2 separate regions of the Homo sapiens genome follow, and region 2 is linked to region 1. A link is an interaction called in ENCODE POLR2A ChIA-PET data of the cell type or tissue named here. Cell type or tissue: Panc1. All regions are shown on one strand.

Region 1 (8,000 bases):
ATGAGCACACAGGGGGCGATGATGTTGATGACGTAGAAGAGGGGCTTGCGCTGGATGAGCAGGTAGAACACCACCTTCTGGTGGCCTGCTTCCTGGGCTGGCGCCGCTGGGTCCAGGAGCATCTTGGCTGGTCGGTGCTGGATGGCCCACTCCCCATTCTCTGCGGGCAGGCAGGCAGGCAGGAGTGGGCACAAGAAGCGTGAGCTAGGCAGATCCCTGCAGCCGAGTGACCCAGCTGCAAGGGCAGCATGTGCCCTAAGGAGCACCAGCAGGGGAGGCACCCTTGAGGGACAGAAGTGGGGTGGGAGATTGGATGCTCGAGCCTCTTCTAAAATTGGAGACATTATCATGAGGAAAGTCAGAGCTTTGTTGGACGTTTTAAAAAGCATATTTTATGGTTTGCTGTAGTTTTCATTTTGAGTTACATGGGAGGGATTTGACCTTGGTCCAGCCTTGACCACAGCTGGGTCCAGCAGGAGCCCTGGATGAGGCTGCCTGGGGAGCCCTTGGGTGGGGGTTACCTGTGAAGGCCTCAGGGTCAATGAAAATCCACTCGATGGTCTGGCCATCTTCCTGACTCAGCTGCAGATCAATCTCATTGGTGCTGTAAGTCTGGGACCTGGGAGTCACCGAGGAAAGAGGCTAAATGTGAGCGGGTGGACCTGCCACGACTGCATGGGGATGACCTTCTGGGGACAAGTGTGGGCAGCTTTTCTTCAACAAAATGCAGCCCCACGCTTCTGAGTTCTCTATAAAACCCCACTGGCGAGATATGGAGAGCAGGAGGACCTAGGGCTCTTTGGGGTCAGGAAGATGGAGTTGAAGGCCCAGGAGGCTGCAGGGCCCTCACCTGGCTGATGGGCCCAGGGTCACTCTGCATTTGTCTCTCCCACTGCTGTCTGGCAGGAGGGGCTGATGATGGCAATGTAGAAAACACATGCCTACCTCAGGAGGACCCCCGTGTCTACAGAGGGGAGTCTCCCTGCCAGGTTTGCTCATGGAAAGACTGCTCCTCTAAGGTACAGGAGAACCCTCCCCCGGGCCCTCCTCCCCACACTTAGGTTTGAGGAAACAGACCCAGAGACCCCCAGGGGTGGCTTGGTTGCATACATGCTTCCGCTGGATTCCCTGCCAGGGCCCCTCTCTCACAGGACAGCCCTGCCTCCCTGTGGGCCTGGAGTGTGCAGTGGTTTCGTGTGTGCGCAGACACGCATCTTGTGTGCATGTGTGCCTTCTCACCCACGCACCCCAGGCGTGAATGTCTCCCCTTGGAGCACAGGTGAGGAAACTGAGGCAGTAAAGGATGAGTGAGGGGACTCGGGCTTAGCAGGGAGAGCTTGGGCACCTTCAGGTGTCTTAGCCTGAGATGGGCACAGAGGCCCAGGGGAGATGGAGCCAGGCCTCTAGGTGCTGCCAGAGCCAAGGCCAGAAGCCTTGCCCAGGCCTTACCCCACCACTGCCCAGGCCCCTCTGAGAGCAGCTCTCTTAATCCTCCCCAATAAATGGCCTCACTGGAAGATAAGGGAGCAGTTCTGCCAGTCGAAGGGGAAGTAGGTGACTGAGATAGAGCAGGCGGAACGGAAGATGGCAGGCGGCAGCCAGTAGATACAGCCGTCAGGGGACACGAGCACATTGCAGTAGAGGGCCACCTCGAAGACACCGTCCACGCTGTATGCACAGAACAGGCCAGGCCACGAGGCTGTGGGCTCAGCCCCCGACACCCCAGCCCCAGACCAGCCCCTGTGCCCCATGTGGATAGGGGCCTGGGGACACCAGTCCCTACCAGCCTGTCACCCCCTGACTGGTTCCCACCCGGACCACTAGGTCCCCCCAGCAATCCTCCTGCCACCCCCCGCCCCAGACAGACTTCCTCAGGCACCACCTCCTAATTTCTGCTTATCTTACTCTCTCTTGTTTTAATCATAATAATAATAATAATAATAATAGTCATAATAGCGACTAATGTGTTAAGCCCACACCATGTGCCAGCCCCCGAGTGATGCACTTTTCATGCCTGTCTTGTTGACTCTCGCCAGCTTCTATAGGACCCGTCAGCGGCCCCATGTTACAGGGAAGGGAGCAGCCCACCCAGGTGGCCCAGCCCAGAGGAGATGGAGCCTGGCGTAGGGTCTGCTCTGCTGGCCCTGGGGTCAGAGGGCATACCCAGGGCCCTGCCCTCGGCACCTGCTCCATCCAGTTCTTCCCTAGCCCCACAGGTGCCCGATTTGCACCCTCTGCTCATCTTTCTCTTTTCCCAGAGTGCCTTGTTCTGCTGGGCCCAGACCCTGTGTCCTTTGTCCCCCACACCCCTGCCTGCACCCCCTCCTCACTTGTTCTCCAGCACGATATCCGGCCGCCACACCATGGTGGACGGCACCCTCAGCACCCACAGGCCTTCGTAGTCTCGCGGATCCCAGCGCAGGCGATAGTCGCACCACTGCTGCAGGGGGAGGGGCAGTTGCTAGGCCTCTGCCCTCTGCTGCACCACAGCCCTAGGAGTGGGCATCCAGCCCAAGAGGACAGAAGAGGCAGGAACGGGGCAGGCAACTCTCAGGAGGCCTTGGGGTGGTGGGGTGGGACCCCTGATGGAAGGAGGGTGGCAGGGTGGCCTCTTACCATCTCTATCCAGACATTGGTGGTGAGGGCTTCCTCTCGCTCGTTCTGGGGGTGCAAGGGTGTAGTATGGAGGGCTCAGCCCCCGACTTCAGTGCCAGTCCCCACAGGCCACCAATGGGGCCAAGCATCCCCCAGCCTCTTGATAGTACTCCCCCCACAACCATGGGGGTTTTCCAGACCCCAGCCTGTCCGATTTAGGGCCCTCCAACCTCTTGGTGGCTGGAGCCACCCCATGCTATCCCCAGCAGGTCCCAGGGCGTGGTGCGCTGACCCCTCCTCCGTCCTGCGGCTTACCAGGGAGATGAGGTTGGTGAGGGTTAGCTTCAGGCTGACATTGACCACATCCGAGTCTCGTTCCGCGGGCCGCAGGTTGGGGTCGTAGTTTTGCATCAGGTCTGCGAGCAGGCGCTCCTCCTGGTTCCGGCCCTGGGCCCCTGCAATAGACAGGCGTGAGCCTAGCAGGAGCTTGGAGGTGGAAAGAGCGGGGAGGCCCTGGGGGTGTGAAGTGGGGACTCAGGGAACTGGGTCCAGGGCAGGCCCCAATACCCCTCAGACCCTCCATCCCCTGAGGCTGTGGACCCCAGCTCTGGGACTCCCCAGGCTGAGATTCCTTTGTGTCCCACCCAGGCAGACAGCCAGCAGCAGCAGGAGGAGCAGCGGCCCCTGGCCCCCATGCATGGTGCCTCAGCTCTCTGCAGTGACAGGGGTGGGACAACAGCTCCAAGGTCTGGGGCAGAGAGAGATGGGCTCTGGGTGTCATATAACAGCCTACACTCCCACCCCAGCCAGCCCAGCCAGCCCGGCCAGCCTGGCCCAGCCCCACCAGCTGTCTGACCACAGCGTTGTCAGCTGTTCCAGGATGGACACAATGCTGGGCTCAGGTTACCTGGGCTGGAGAGGGGAGACAGGGGCCCCGTCTGCCCCAAAAGAGACATCCACCTTCCAGCCCCAACTCGGGCTCAGTTGTCCCAGCCTCACCTCCATGTTCCACATGGGGGGCAAGGACAGCCAGGGCCAGCTGGGTGTGGTAGGGAAGGCAGGTCGCCGAGGAACCTGACAGCGGCTCCAGAGAGGGCTGAGGTGGACTGCCTCCTACTCCCTCCAGGGAGTCAGGATTTGGGTGGGTGTGAAGGCTGTTGGGTAGGCATGTGAGGGTTTTTGTGTTTGTTTGTTTGTTTGTTTTTTGCTGGAGTGCAGTGGTGCGATCTTGGCTCACTACAACCTCCACCTTGATTCTTCTACTTCAGCCTTCTGAGTAGCTGGGACTACTGGCATGCGCCAACACGCCTGGCTAATTTTTCTTCTTCTTCTTCTTTTTTCTTTTTTGTATTTTTAGTAGAGACGGGGTTTCACCATGTTGGCCAGGCCAGTCTTGGAACTCCTGAACTCAAGTGATCCACCCATCTTGGCCTGCCACTGGGCATCCCCCTCACTGGGCATCCCCCTCACTCGGCCTCCCCCTCACTCGGCATCCCCCTCACTCAGCATCCCTCTCCCTGAACTTCCCCCTCGCTGACCTTCCCCCTCACTGGGCTTCCCTTTCCCTGAGCTTCCTCCTCCCAGAGCTTCCCCCTCCCTGAGCTTCTCCCTCCCTAAGCTTCCCCCTCACTGGGCTTCCCTTTCCCTGAGCTTCCTCCTCTCTGAGCTTCCTCCTCCCTGAGCTTCCCCCTTCCTGAGCTTCCCCCTCCCTGGGCATCCCCCCCACTGAGCTTCTCTCTGTGTGGCCCACTTTTCCTGGAATTTACAAAGCCCTCGTTTCCTTCTCACTTCTGAGAGCCTTGCCTTTCCATTTTGCCCTCTGGTCCCCCTAGATGCAGTTTTCTTATCCTCTTTTGCAGACCAGTTTCTCTCCACCTCTTTACTCTCCTCCATGCCCACATTTTACCAAATTCAATGGCCTCCATGATCAGGAAGCACTGCCAAACAGTGGACCACCTGTCCCTGCATCCCCTACCCTCCACCCTCCTGTTTTCTCCCTTTCTCTGCTCTGGGAGAGATGGCCTAGAAGCCTTCTTGGTGTTCTCCGAAGGGTAAATCATCAATGAGGAATGGAAGTTTCTTGCAGGGGTTACGTGTGCAGGGACAGGACCCATTCAGAGAAAATCATCTGTAGAATTGTCTAACACTACTTCTCCTTTGCCACCCTCTGTTATAATGGCTGGTAGAGCAAGATACTCATTTCCTAGTCTCCCTTCAGATAGGCTAGCCATGTGATGTTTTGACCTGCGGGATGTCTACTGGAGCTTTATGGAAAAGTTGTTTTTTTTTTTTTCTTTGAGTTGGAGTTTCACTCTTGTCGCCAAGGCTGGAGTACAATGACTTGATCTCGGCTCACTGCAACCTCTGCCTCCTGGGTTCAAGCGATTCTCTTGCCTCAGCCGCCTGAGTAGCTGGGATTACAGGCGGGCGCCACCAAGCCCATCTAATTTTTGTATTTTTAGTAGAGAGGGGGTTTCACCATGTTCGTCAGGCTGGTCTTGAACTCTTGACCTTAGGTGATCCAGCCGCCTCAGCCTCCCAAAGTGCTGTGATTACAGGCGTGAGCCACTGTGCCCGGCCTATGGAAAAGTTTTGCTTCTTGATGAAAGGGGTCAGAAATGGCTGGCCCTTTTCTGCCTGAACATAGGTGCTAAGTGTGCAGCTGTGGCTGTCAGCTCACAAACTGGGGCCAACAGGTCTGAGGACAGAAGCCAACTTGCCATGGAGGCAGGGCTGGGCAGATGGCAAAATGCCTGGGTCCCTGATAGCTTTGTTAGACAGCCGAGCCAACATGATCACCTCCGCCTCCCTATTATTACTATGTGAGAAAAAGGAAACCTTATGTGTTTAAGCTACAATTCCTTCAGCTTTCTGTTCCTTGCAGGCCAGTGTATTACTGATTCACTGTCCATTGAAAGAGAGAGGGTAGCCCTGTTGGTCTGGAGAGAGTAAGGAACACTCTCTGGCTTCCCGGAAAGCTGTGCCTGTGAGCATGGCTTCCTGGGGACAGAAGATGGAGTTCTATGTCAGTCAGAGTGGACCAGTCCTGACAGCACCACCGTGCTGGGGGAGTGGGTGCCTCTGGTGGAAACTGTGGTGACCCTGGGAGCCTGTGCAGGAGGCACCCCCCCGGTTTTGTGTGACATTTTGGGGTTGTCTTCTCTGGAAGTCCACAGCCACTTGAGCAGGGCCTAATAGAACTGAGGACTCACCTGGTGGTTGAACCAAGACCTGCTGCCAGCAGCGCCACCATGAGGCAGAGAGAAGCAAAGACTGTGGCTGAGGGCCCTAGACTCTCTGTGCACAAGACGGACCCTCCCTGAGTTGATGGGCTATTCCTGGGGAAGTCTCAGATTTCCTGCTCACCTGACAGGTGTGAGAACAAACTGGCTTTCCTATTTAGACAGGACAATTAAAGATTTGTACCTTGAATTTTGTGAATAGTTCATGCTGGAAGGCAGAAGTTACTAGGGTCAGTTTTGGTTTTAAATGGTTTTTCTTTTTCCTTGGTTACATCTAAACATTAAAAATCTCACCTTCTGTATATCTGAGTTAATGAGGTCACCAATTCCCCCCTGAGGGAAATGGGTTAAATCACCACCCATTAAATGTGCAGGTCACATGAAAATGCTCCTACTAGAAATTCAATTTTCACAACACCCCATGACTAGGACTTACTAGACACACATTTTGCAGATTAGAAGATGGAAGGTGAGGAGTGAGATGAGGAGCAGCTCACTCAAGGTCACATTGCTGGTGTAACAAATGACACCAAAACGTTGTCACTTAAAACAACACACATTTATTATCTCACACAGTTTCTGGGGGTCAGGAATCCAGGAGTCACTTAGCTGGTGGTTCTGGCTTAGGGACTTTCATGGGGCTGCACATAAGATGTCTACTGGGCTGTGATCTCATCCGAAGGCCCTACTGGGGCAGAGGATCCACTTCCACATTCACTCACGTGGCTGTTGGCAGGAGGCCTTAGTTCCTTGCCATGTGGGCCTCTCCATAGGGCTCCTTAACATGCCAGCTGGCTTCCCCAAAGTGAGAGATCCAACTGATGTGAGAATGAGGGCTAATGAGCAAGAAAGAGGCCATAGTGTCTTTCCTAACCAAATCTGGGAAGTGAGGTACCATCACTTCTGCCTCATTCTATTGGTTACCCAGACCCACCCTGGTACAGAGTGAGGGGACTGCACAAGGGTGTGAATACTGGGCATCACTGGGGCCATCTTGGAGGTGGACCACCATACAAACAGACCCTTGTCTCCCAATTCCTGCAGCCTTGGCCTTTGGCCCTCAGGATAAGATTGAGTGGAGGCTGCCTTTGGGATAGGGTTGCTAGATTTAGCAAATAAAAATAGGGGACAAATTTCAGAGAAACAACGAATGATTTTTTAGAATATGTATGCCCCAAATAATGCATGACAACCCTAATTTGGAGAGGAGTAGGTGCTGGGGGGCAGGGACCCTTTGGGGAGAGGTGCTGCGTTCTGGTCCTCTAGGATTGTGTGTGCAACCTCAGGCTGACCCCAAGTCTTTGTGGATGTCGATCCTGACCTTTCCACTCCAGTCCTCAACTTCCCAAAGGGACCTAGGCAGAGAGGTCAAGGCAGAAAGAGCTAGGAAAGGATACTCTGGGGTCTGGAGGGAGGGAGGTGTCCTCAACCTCAGTCCCAGGTGAGGCCTCAGAAGCCTGAGGTTGAAGGGTAGGTAGGAAGAGGGAGGCTGGAGGGGCCAGAGAGTGAAGGCGCAGATTCCTGCCTGCTCTACCCCACACCTTGGGGGAGGAGAAGCAGAGAAGGGGCCCTATCTGTCTCACCCCTATCAGAGCTCTCCCCCTGAGGCCACCCTGAGTGGCCTCCTCCCTGGCCCCTGAGCCAGCCTCGGGCCTCCCCCCAAATCGTCCTGCCCACCCACTGTAGCCGATGTCCACCCTCAGACCATCTCGGGTGGCCCCTGTCTTGATTTCAGGGGAGCCATTGAGCATTGAGGAGTGGCTGCTCCCTCCCTTCCTTGGACTCTTCCCCAGTCTGAGGGGCACGAGCCTCAGGGCTAGGAGTGGGTGTCATTAGGGACTGTGGCTCCTCTCTCAGACCCTGCTGTCTCCTGGCTCCCCAACAGGCCCACCCTAGATGAAGCGCTTGTCCTGCACGTTGTAGGAGTAGGGGTCCCCAGGAAAAGGCTGGGGTGGTGGCTGGTTGTAAACGCCCTGCAGGAAGATCCAGGCTGTGCCCACCACCATGACAGGCGTCACCACAAACAGGCAGAGGCGGTCCACTGTGCGGGCCACTCGGTTCCAGCTGTCTTTCTCCTGTGGGTAGGGGCAGAGAGAGTGGGGTGAGAAGGGCCTCAGGCCACAAAGCCCCACCCCCAAGCTGGGGCCCAGCCATGGAGGCAGA
Region 2 (8,000 bases), 88 kb before region 1:
GAGAGAGAGAGAAACTTTGCATGAGTAGGTAATACAATTTTTTTTTTAAGACGGAGTTTTGCTCTTGTTGCCCAGGCTGAAGTGCAGTGGTGCGATCTCGGCTCACTGCAACCTCTGCCTCCCAGGTTCAAGCGATTCACCTGCCTCAGCCTCCCAAGTAGCTGGGATTACAGGCACCCACCACCAAGCCCAGCTAATATTTTATATTTTTAGTAGAGACGGGGTTTCACCATGTTGGCCAGGCTGGTTTTGAACTCCTGGCCCCAAGGAATCCACCTGTCTTGGCTTCCCAAAGTGCTAGGATTACAGGCATGAGCTACTGTGCCCGGCCAGTAATAGAATTTTTAAACCATTTTTTACATGCTGAAATTTACAACAGTTAGTGTTAAAAAAATCTAACAGCTCTTTTTATTTATGAATATAATGTTGAAAATTTTTTAAATTAAAAATGACTTTTTTTCTTTTCTTTCTTTCTTTTTTTTTTTTTTTTAATAGAGATGAGATCTCTCTATGTTGCCCAGGCAGGTCTTGAACTCCTGGGCTCAATTGATCCTATTTGCCTAGGCCTCCCAAAGTGCTGGGATTACAGGGGTGAGCCACGGTGCCCAGCCTTGAAAATTCTGAAATTAATGGGAGTGGATTGTGAACAAAATTTCACTTTTTCATTGAAGTGTTTCCAAATGAGGGAGTGCTTTTAGATAATGCGCTTGCATACTGTGAGCAGTCACCTGGTGCCTCTCAAAAGGCACATCATCTGCAAGGGGCAAAGATTGAGGGCTGTGTCCACCAGGCACCCAGCCTAGACAGAACGCCCTCTGAGCTATGTCCCGCCCCTGAGGGAAAATAGCACAGGCCCACAGTATTCACCAGGCAACACCTGGCCACCCCTCAGAATGAAGTGTTAGTATCTCACTAGTGACAATTCCAGGTGGTCACCGTTACGGCCACAGCCCAAAGCCTGTTCTCCTTCTCCTCTTTTCCGATGTCCAGTCGGGCACCTGACAAAGACTCAAACATGCTTGCTGGGCCGGCTGTGGTGGCTCACACCTATAATCCCAGCACTTTGGGAGGCTGAGGCAGGTGGAACATTTGAGGTGAGGAGTGCAAGACCAGCCTAGACAACATGGTGACAGCCCGCCTCTACTAAAAACACAAAAATTAGCTGGACATGGTGGCATGTGCCTGTAGTCCCAGCTACCTGGGAGGCAGAGGTGGGAGAATCGCTTGAACCTGGGAGGTGGAGATTGCAGTGAGCCAAGATCGAGCCATTGCACTCCAGCCTGGGCGACAGAGACCCTGTCTCAAACAAACAAACAAACAAACAAAAAACATGCTTGTTGAATCATGGGCCAATATCAATCTTACTGTACAAATATGACCCATGTTTTGTAAAACAAATATCTATATATGGAAAAAAAAAACTAAAGGGGGCAAATTATTAACAGTTATAAATGCTAAGAGTCCAGATAATTTTCATTTTCATTTTTTAAATTCTCATTTTTTTTTGGCCGGGCGTGGTGGCTCATGCCTATAATCCCAGCACTTTGGGAGGCCGAGGCGGGTGGATCACCTGAGGTCAGGAGTTCGAGACCAGCCTGGCCAACATGGTGAAACCCCATCTCTACTAAAAATACAACCGTTAGCCGGGCGTGGTGACACGCACCTGTAGTCCCAGGTACTCGGGAGGCTGAGGCAGAAGAATCGCTTGAACTCGGGAGGCGGAGGTTGCAGTGAGCCAAGATGGCACCACTGCACTCCAGCCTGGGAGACAGAGTGAGACTCCATATGAAAAAAAAAAGAAAAAGAAAATCTCATTTTTCTGAATTTCCTACAATGAATGTATAAAACTGTAATCAGAAAATGAAACTTCTTGTTTATAGTGAAGAAGAATGGAGGGCGGATGTTTTGCTGTAGAGCAGCTGAAAATGTTTTGTCTGTGTCATCCCATGAGCTCATTTATTTCACTAACATTCTGGGGTGGCCAAAGGAGGTTCTGCCTTTCCCAGGGAAAATAAAATCATTGTTTTCACTCCAAGACTTCTTGTTCAGTTCTATTGCTGTGTAACAAACCATCCCTGAAGGTAGCGGCTTCAAACATTTATTTTGCTCACAGATGTCCAATTTGGGCAGAGTTTTGTGGGGAAATCTCTGCTCTAATACACTTATCAAAAGCAGGGGGCTGTGCTAAGGCTGGAGGCAAGAACCACCTGCAGACTCCCTCCCTCACATGTCCCAGGATCCGTGCCGGCTCCAGCTGGGCCCTTCACTGGGGCTGTTGGCTGAAACACCCACACGTGGCCTCTCCACGTGGCCTGGGCTTCCTCTCAACATGGTCACTAGGCTCCAAGGGTAGGCTTTCCAAGAGGGAGAGTCCGGTAGCAGCTGTATCACCTTTTGTGATGTAGCCTCAGAAGTCACATAGCTGAACTCTATAGGCCAAGCCAGTGACAAAGGGGAGGGAGCATAGTTCGAGGAGAGGGATCATAGACCCCTACCTCTCCAGGGAGAAATTGTGGCCATTTTTTGGATGTTATAATCTGCCTGCCCGCCCTCTGAAAATCCCTGCAGAATTGAGTCAGAATGGAGATTTGAGTCTCAAATCCCTGCGGAATTGAGTCCATTTCTGTGGCATCTGGACAAGAAAAGATTTCTCTTTCAGCCCCGATAGGTCAGTACGGGCCTCTGAGTCCTGTGGGAAAGTCTGATCTGCAAGTCACAAAGAAGTCAGAATGAACTAAATTCCAGAAAGGGAAGAGCAAAACCCCAGGGCTGCTTTCATCCCTAGAGGTATTCCCTCCCACTTGTTTTTGGATTGTCAACTTCTTTCTTGAACAAGTCAAAATTTCAGGATTTTGATTTGTTTTAGAGCAAAAGGTTTTGACTTTTATAAACATTGTTAAGCATTTCATGTCATGGCCAGGCACAGTGGCTCACATGTGTAATCCCAGCACTTTGGGAGGTCAAGGTAGGTAGATCATCTGAGGTCAAGAGTTCAAGACCAGCCTGGCCAACACGGTGAAACCCCGTCTCTACTAAACATACAAAAATTAGCTGGCCTTGGTGGCAGGTGCCTGTAATCCCAGCTACTCAGGAGGCTGAGGCAGGAGAATCACTTGAACCTGGGAGGCAGAGGTTGCAGTAAGCCGAGATCACGTCACTGTACTCCAACCTGGGCGACAGAGTGAGACTCCATCTCAAATAAATAAATAAATGTAAATAAATAAAACATTGTTAAGCACTTCATTTTGGTGCAGAGTCTTCATTCCATGTTTCTTCCTGCCGTGCCTCATTAAATTGTAAATATTCTAACATTAGATAGTGACGATGGTTTTACAACTCTGGAAATACACCAAAAACCACTGAATTGTACACTTCAAAATGATTAGTTTTACAAAAAAATAACAAACAAAAAAAGGATGAGTTTTATGATAAGTGAATTATATCTCCATAAATCTTAGTTTAAAAATAATATAATAATAAGCCATTACATATTAACATAAATAACATTGATAAGAAGAGAGAAGAGAGGCATTGTTTTACATTTTTGCAAGTATCTTTTGCAAATATAGAAGACATTTGCAAAAATTTCTTTTGCAAATGTCTTCTACATCTGGCTTAATAGAAGATAGTTAGATATCACATCTGCTCCTGCATTTGATTTGTTGCAATTTGTTTTGTTTGAAGTATATGAAGAAAATCCAATCTTCCACAGGTCGCTGGAAATACAGTTGGATATATAGCTGAAAAAAGGGAGGTGTCATTTAATAGGCTTTTCAGATAATGGTGGATATTCTTCTTTGATATGACACCAAAGCTTAGGCAAGTAGTGATTTCTTGAGGTTTAGTTGCAATGTGGAAACTGAAAGTACATGAACAAACTTTACGTACTCTGTTTCAGAAAAATCTGTTGCTCTGTCTTGCACATTTAAGATCCATGACCTATGCATATTTTTGTACCATTGGCTATGTTGACATATTTTACTTACATGATATTAAAGTTTTCCAAAATTCTAGTTTTTTTTTTTTTTCTGTTTGTGTTTTTTTAAGACAGGGTTTCATTCTGTCACAAAGGCTAGAGTACAATGGCACAATCATAGCTCACTGCAGCCTCAAACTCCTGGGGTTAAGTGATCCTCCTACCTCAGCCTCCCTAGTAGCTGGGACTACAGGTGTGTGCCACCACAACTGGCTAATTAAAAAAAAAAAAAAATATATATATATATATATATATATATATAGAGAGAGAGAGAGAGAGAGAGACAGGATCTCACTATGTTGCCCAGGCTGGTCTTGAACTTGGGGCTCAAGTGATTCTCCTGCCTTGACCTCCCAAAGTGCTGGGATTACAGGCAAGAGCCATCATGCTCGGCCCAAAATTCTAGTTTTTCTCTGAAGCTCACATTTTATTGTTATTGGAAAGTACTATCAATTGTTTACCTTGAAGTGACAGGCTCACTTTGTTCATTGTTCTAGACAGTGTCTCTGAATACCCAACTGTGAATAGCCATGGATTGTCAGCTGTGCTTCCAGGCAAAATTCATGTTTCCTGAAAGGGGAGCTAGTTCAGCTCACAAACAACAGCACAAATGCTTTTCTCAAGATGACTAACAGACTTTCATCTGCAGCAGAAGGGCTTTATGTTCACTTTCCATCCATTACACCAAATATTAAAAAGGTGTGTACTTAAGGATCAAAATTTATAAATAAATAAATTAATTAATTAATTTTAGGCAAGTTATCATTCTGTCACCCAAGCTGGGGTGCAGTGGCTCAATATTGGCTCACTGCAACCTCCACCTCCCGGGTTCAAGCAATTCTCATGCCTCAGCTTCCAGAGTAGCTGGGATTATAGGCATGCACCACCACGCCCAGCTAATTTTTTTGTATTTTTTATAGAGGTGAGGTTTCACCATGTTGGCCAGGCTGGTCTTGAACTCCTGATCTCAAGTGATCCGCCTGCCTCAGCCTCCCAAAGTGCTGGGATTGCAAGCGTGAGCCAACATGCCCAGCCTCAAAATTTAATAAAATTAAAAACTATTTTCCTGCTTCATCAAGGATATATATATATTTTTTTCTTTTTTTGGACACAAGGTCTTGTTCTGTCACCCAGGCTGGAGTGCGGTGTTGTGATCATGGCTCACTGCAGCCTCAACCTCCCGGGATCAAGCAATCCTCCTACCTTAGCCTCCCAAGTAGCTGGGACTACAGACAGGTACATGCCACCAACCTGGCTAATTTTTGTATTTTTGTAGAGACGTGGTCTTGCCATGTTGCCTAGGTTGATCTGGAACCTTGAGCTCAAGCAATCCTCCCGCCGCAGCCTCCCAAAATGCTGGGATTACAGGTGTGAGTCACCACGTCCAGCCTCAAGGACATTCTTAAATGCAATTAATTTTTTTTTAAATGAGGAGTGTATGATGGTGAAGAGTACAATAACTCCTGGTATAGTTTGATGCCACTGCCTTAATTCAGGCTAAGGTGATGTCAGGTTTACCCACCATTCCTTTCGCATCATGGGTACAAATGTCAACACATTGAAAAAGGCAAATACTGTCTTAGTATTATGAAAATGGTTCTCAGAGGTATGTGGAGCACTTTGAGGAATCATTAATCTACCTTATTTCTTTTACTGGCAGCTGAGTATTCTGTTCTCTGTGTGTAGCATCCGTTAACTAACCTGTCCCTGTTGGTGGACATTCAAGGTCATTTCTATATTTTGTTATCTACACAGTATTGCAAAGAGCAGAGGGTAGACTCCCATCCTAAGCGGCTTTTGGGTTGGAAGTTGAAAAATCTCATATATTCAGGCATGCATATATTGCTTCAATCAACAAATAGGAAGTCAGACCGGGTACGGTGGCTTGCCCTGCACTTTGGGAGGCCAATGTCGGAGGATTGTTTGAGCCTAGGAGTTCAAGACCAGTCCTGGGCAACATAGCGAGATCCCATCTCTGCCAAAAAAAAAAAAAAATGTTTAAATTAGCCAGGCATGGTGGTGCGTTCCTGTAGTCCCAGCTACTCCGGAGGCTGAGGTGGGAGGATTGCTTGAGCCTAAGAGATCAAAGCCGCAGTGAGCTGTGATTGCGCCACTGCACTCCAGCCTGGGCGACAGAGTGAGACTTTGTCTCAAAAAACAAACAAACAAATATGAACCCAGTACCAGCAAAATAATACAAAATCCCTGCCTTTATGGCCCACATTCTAATGGGGGAAACAGATAGTCAACAAAATAAATAAAAATCTAGCTTGGATGATAAGTACTAAGATAAAAATAAGTCAGAAAAGCATCTAAGAAAAGTGTGTCGGGAGTGGTGGGGCAAGTTGTAATTTTAGGTAAAATGACCAGGAGGGGCATCATGGAGTCGGTGACATTTAAATCATGACCAGCAGAAAGTGAGGGGGTCTAACAGTGAATTGAGGGCTAGAACTGAAAAACAGAGGCTGTAAGCGTGGAGCTCCTCCTTTTTTGCCAGCATCTTCTGGCAATTGTGTCCTTTCCTCTAATTCTTTCCCTATAGATGTTTCTAGATAGCCCTCAATGACTTCACCTTTCCTCCAGGGATGTCTCCTCAAGGGCAAGTTTCAAGCCTTTGTTTACATTTGGGAAACCCTTAAAGTGATTCACACAACTTTCCCCGGCTTGGCTGCCAGTGCCCAGTGGATAGCCCCCAGGCACTAGCTAAATGCGGTTCTCCCCATCTCTTTTATTAGCACAGACTGTGTAAATGAATCCCAGCAAGCCAGACACAAGGGTGCCCCCTGGCATAGGCCCTGGAGCCCCTGTGTTGGCACAGCTGCTGGAGAAATTCCTGGCAGAGAATCAGAGAATCAGGCATCAAGAATAGGGGAGCTTTTAAACTTAGACTCCAGGCGCCAAGCCAGACCCACAGGCTCTAACCCCCAGGTGAGGCCTGGTTCCCAAAGCCCCCTGTGGCTCCTGTCATCCATGTCTGTGGTCTGGGGGGCAAGCTGGGGCTGGGGGACTTTAGGGACTTGATAGGGAGCACCCCCAGGGGGCTGATTAGCAAAGACCTGGGTTCCCTGGGTAGGCTCAGCTCCCCACAGGCTCAGAGAATCAAGAGAACAACAAAGGATTCCAAAATAAAGAAAACATCAGTCTTATTCCTCACCCGACAGGAGCAGCAAAAAACCTATGAGTCCTAAACGGCTGCAGGGAGGGAGAGCAGACCCCACCCCCACAGCCCTGGGCATGGCTATAAGAAGATGACCCACCTGGCCCCATCTTGTCCCCACCCATGCCCTTCAGGGGCTGGCACCGCCCTAGGAAGCTCCATCCTCCCAGCTGTCTGCCCCTACATCTGGTCGGTCAACTCTTGGTTCTGGCCCCTGGGGCGATTCTGCTCTCTCTTCCCCTTCTCTGCACAGGCCTGCACACAGCTCTCACCTGGGGGGCCAGGAGGCAATGCTTTCCTCTGAAGGAGCTCAGCCCTCTGCCCACTTGTCCTCCCTTCACTCACGCAGGCAGGAAGGACTGGTCGAAGACAGCGCTGTCCAACAGAAATAGAATGAGCTATTTCTTTTTTTTCTTTCTTTCTTTCTTCTTCTTCTTCTTCTTCTTCTTTTTTTTTTTTTTTTTTTTTGGACAGAGACTCACTCTGTCGCCCAGGCTGGAGTGCAATGGCATAATCTTGGCTCACTTACAACCTCTGCCTCTCGGGTTCAAGCGATTCTCCTGTCTCTGCCTCCTGAGAAGCTGGGATTACAGGCACCTGCCACCACACCTGGCTAATTTTTGTATTTTTAGTAGAGACGCGGTTTCACTGTGTTGGCCAGGCTGGTCTCGAACTCCTGGCTTCAGGTGATCCACCCGCCTCGGCCTCCCAAAGTGCTAGGATTACAGGCATGAGCCACAATACCCGGCCTCAGAATGAGCAATTTCATTTGTAATTTTGAATTGAAAATTTTCTAGGCCGGGTGCCGTGACTCACACCAGTAATCCCAGCACTTTGGGAGACTGAAGTGGGAGGATGGATTGTGTC

What was found. ChIA-PET counts read pairs that join two places held together with the same protein. Peaks named below come from ENCODE experiments on the same cell type or tissue, not always from the same donor. Only the 100,000 strongest peaks of a DNase experiment are listed, where the experiment ranks them.
Region 2: POLR2A ChIA-PET joins it to region 1 with 10 read pairs; 4 of 35 experiments call an interaction of 5 or more read pairs at or near these places.

What each region holds. Positions count from the first base shown.
Region 1 is chr2:232,535,042-232,543,041 of GRCh38, reverse strand. It overlaps CHRND (cholinergic receptor nicotinic delta subunit), which reads right to left. Exons shown (of 12, transcript NM_000751.3): 12 at 6,378-7,912. The coding sequence ends at 7,730. CHRNG (cholinergic receptor nicotinic gamma subunit) reads right to left here and starts at 3,350. Exons shown (of 12, transcript NM_005199.5): 1 at 3,240-3,350; 2 at 2,911-3,050; 3 at 2,617-2,661; 4 at 2,331-2,440; 5 at 1,513-1,668; 6 at 522-619; 7 at 1-160. The coding sequence starts at 3,294. RefSeq lists enhancers at 1,469-1,528, 7,358-7,877. In Panc1, no CTCF peak of the experiment used is centred here; no DNase peak of the experiment used is centred here.
Region 2 is chr2:232,623,275-232,631,274 of GRCh38, reverse strand. It overlaps a transcript of EFHD1 not described here. Among named protein-coding and RNA genes, the nearest start is that of EFHD1, 6.3 kb to the left of the region's middle. In Panc1, no CTCF peak of the experiment used is centred here; no DNase peak of the experiment used is centred here; H3K27ac peaks cover 1,438 bases.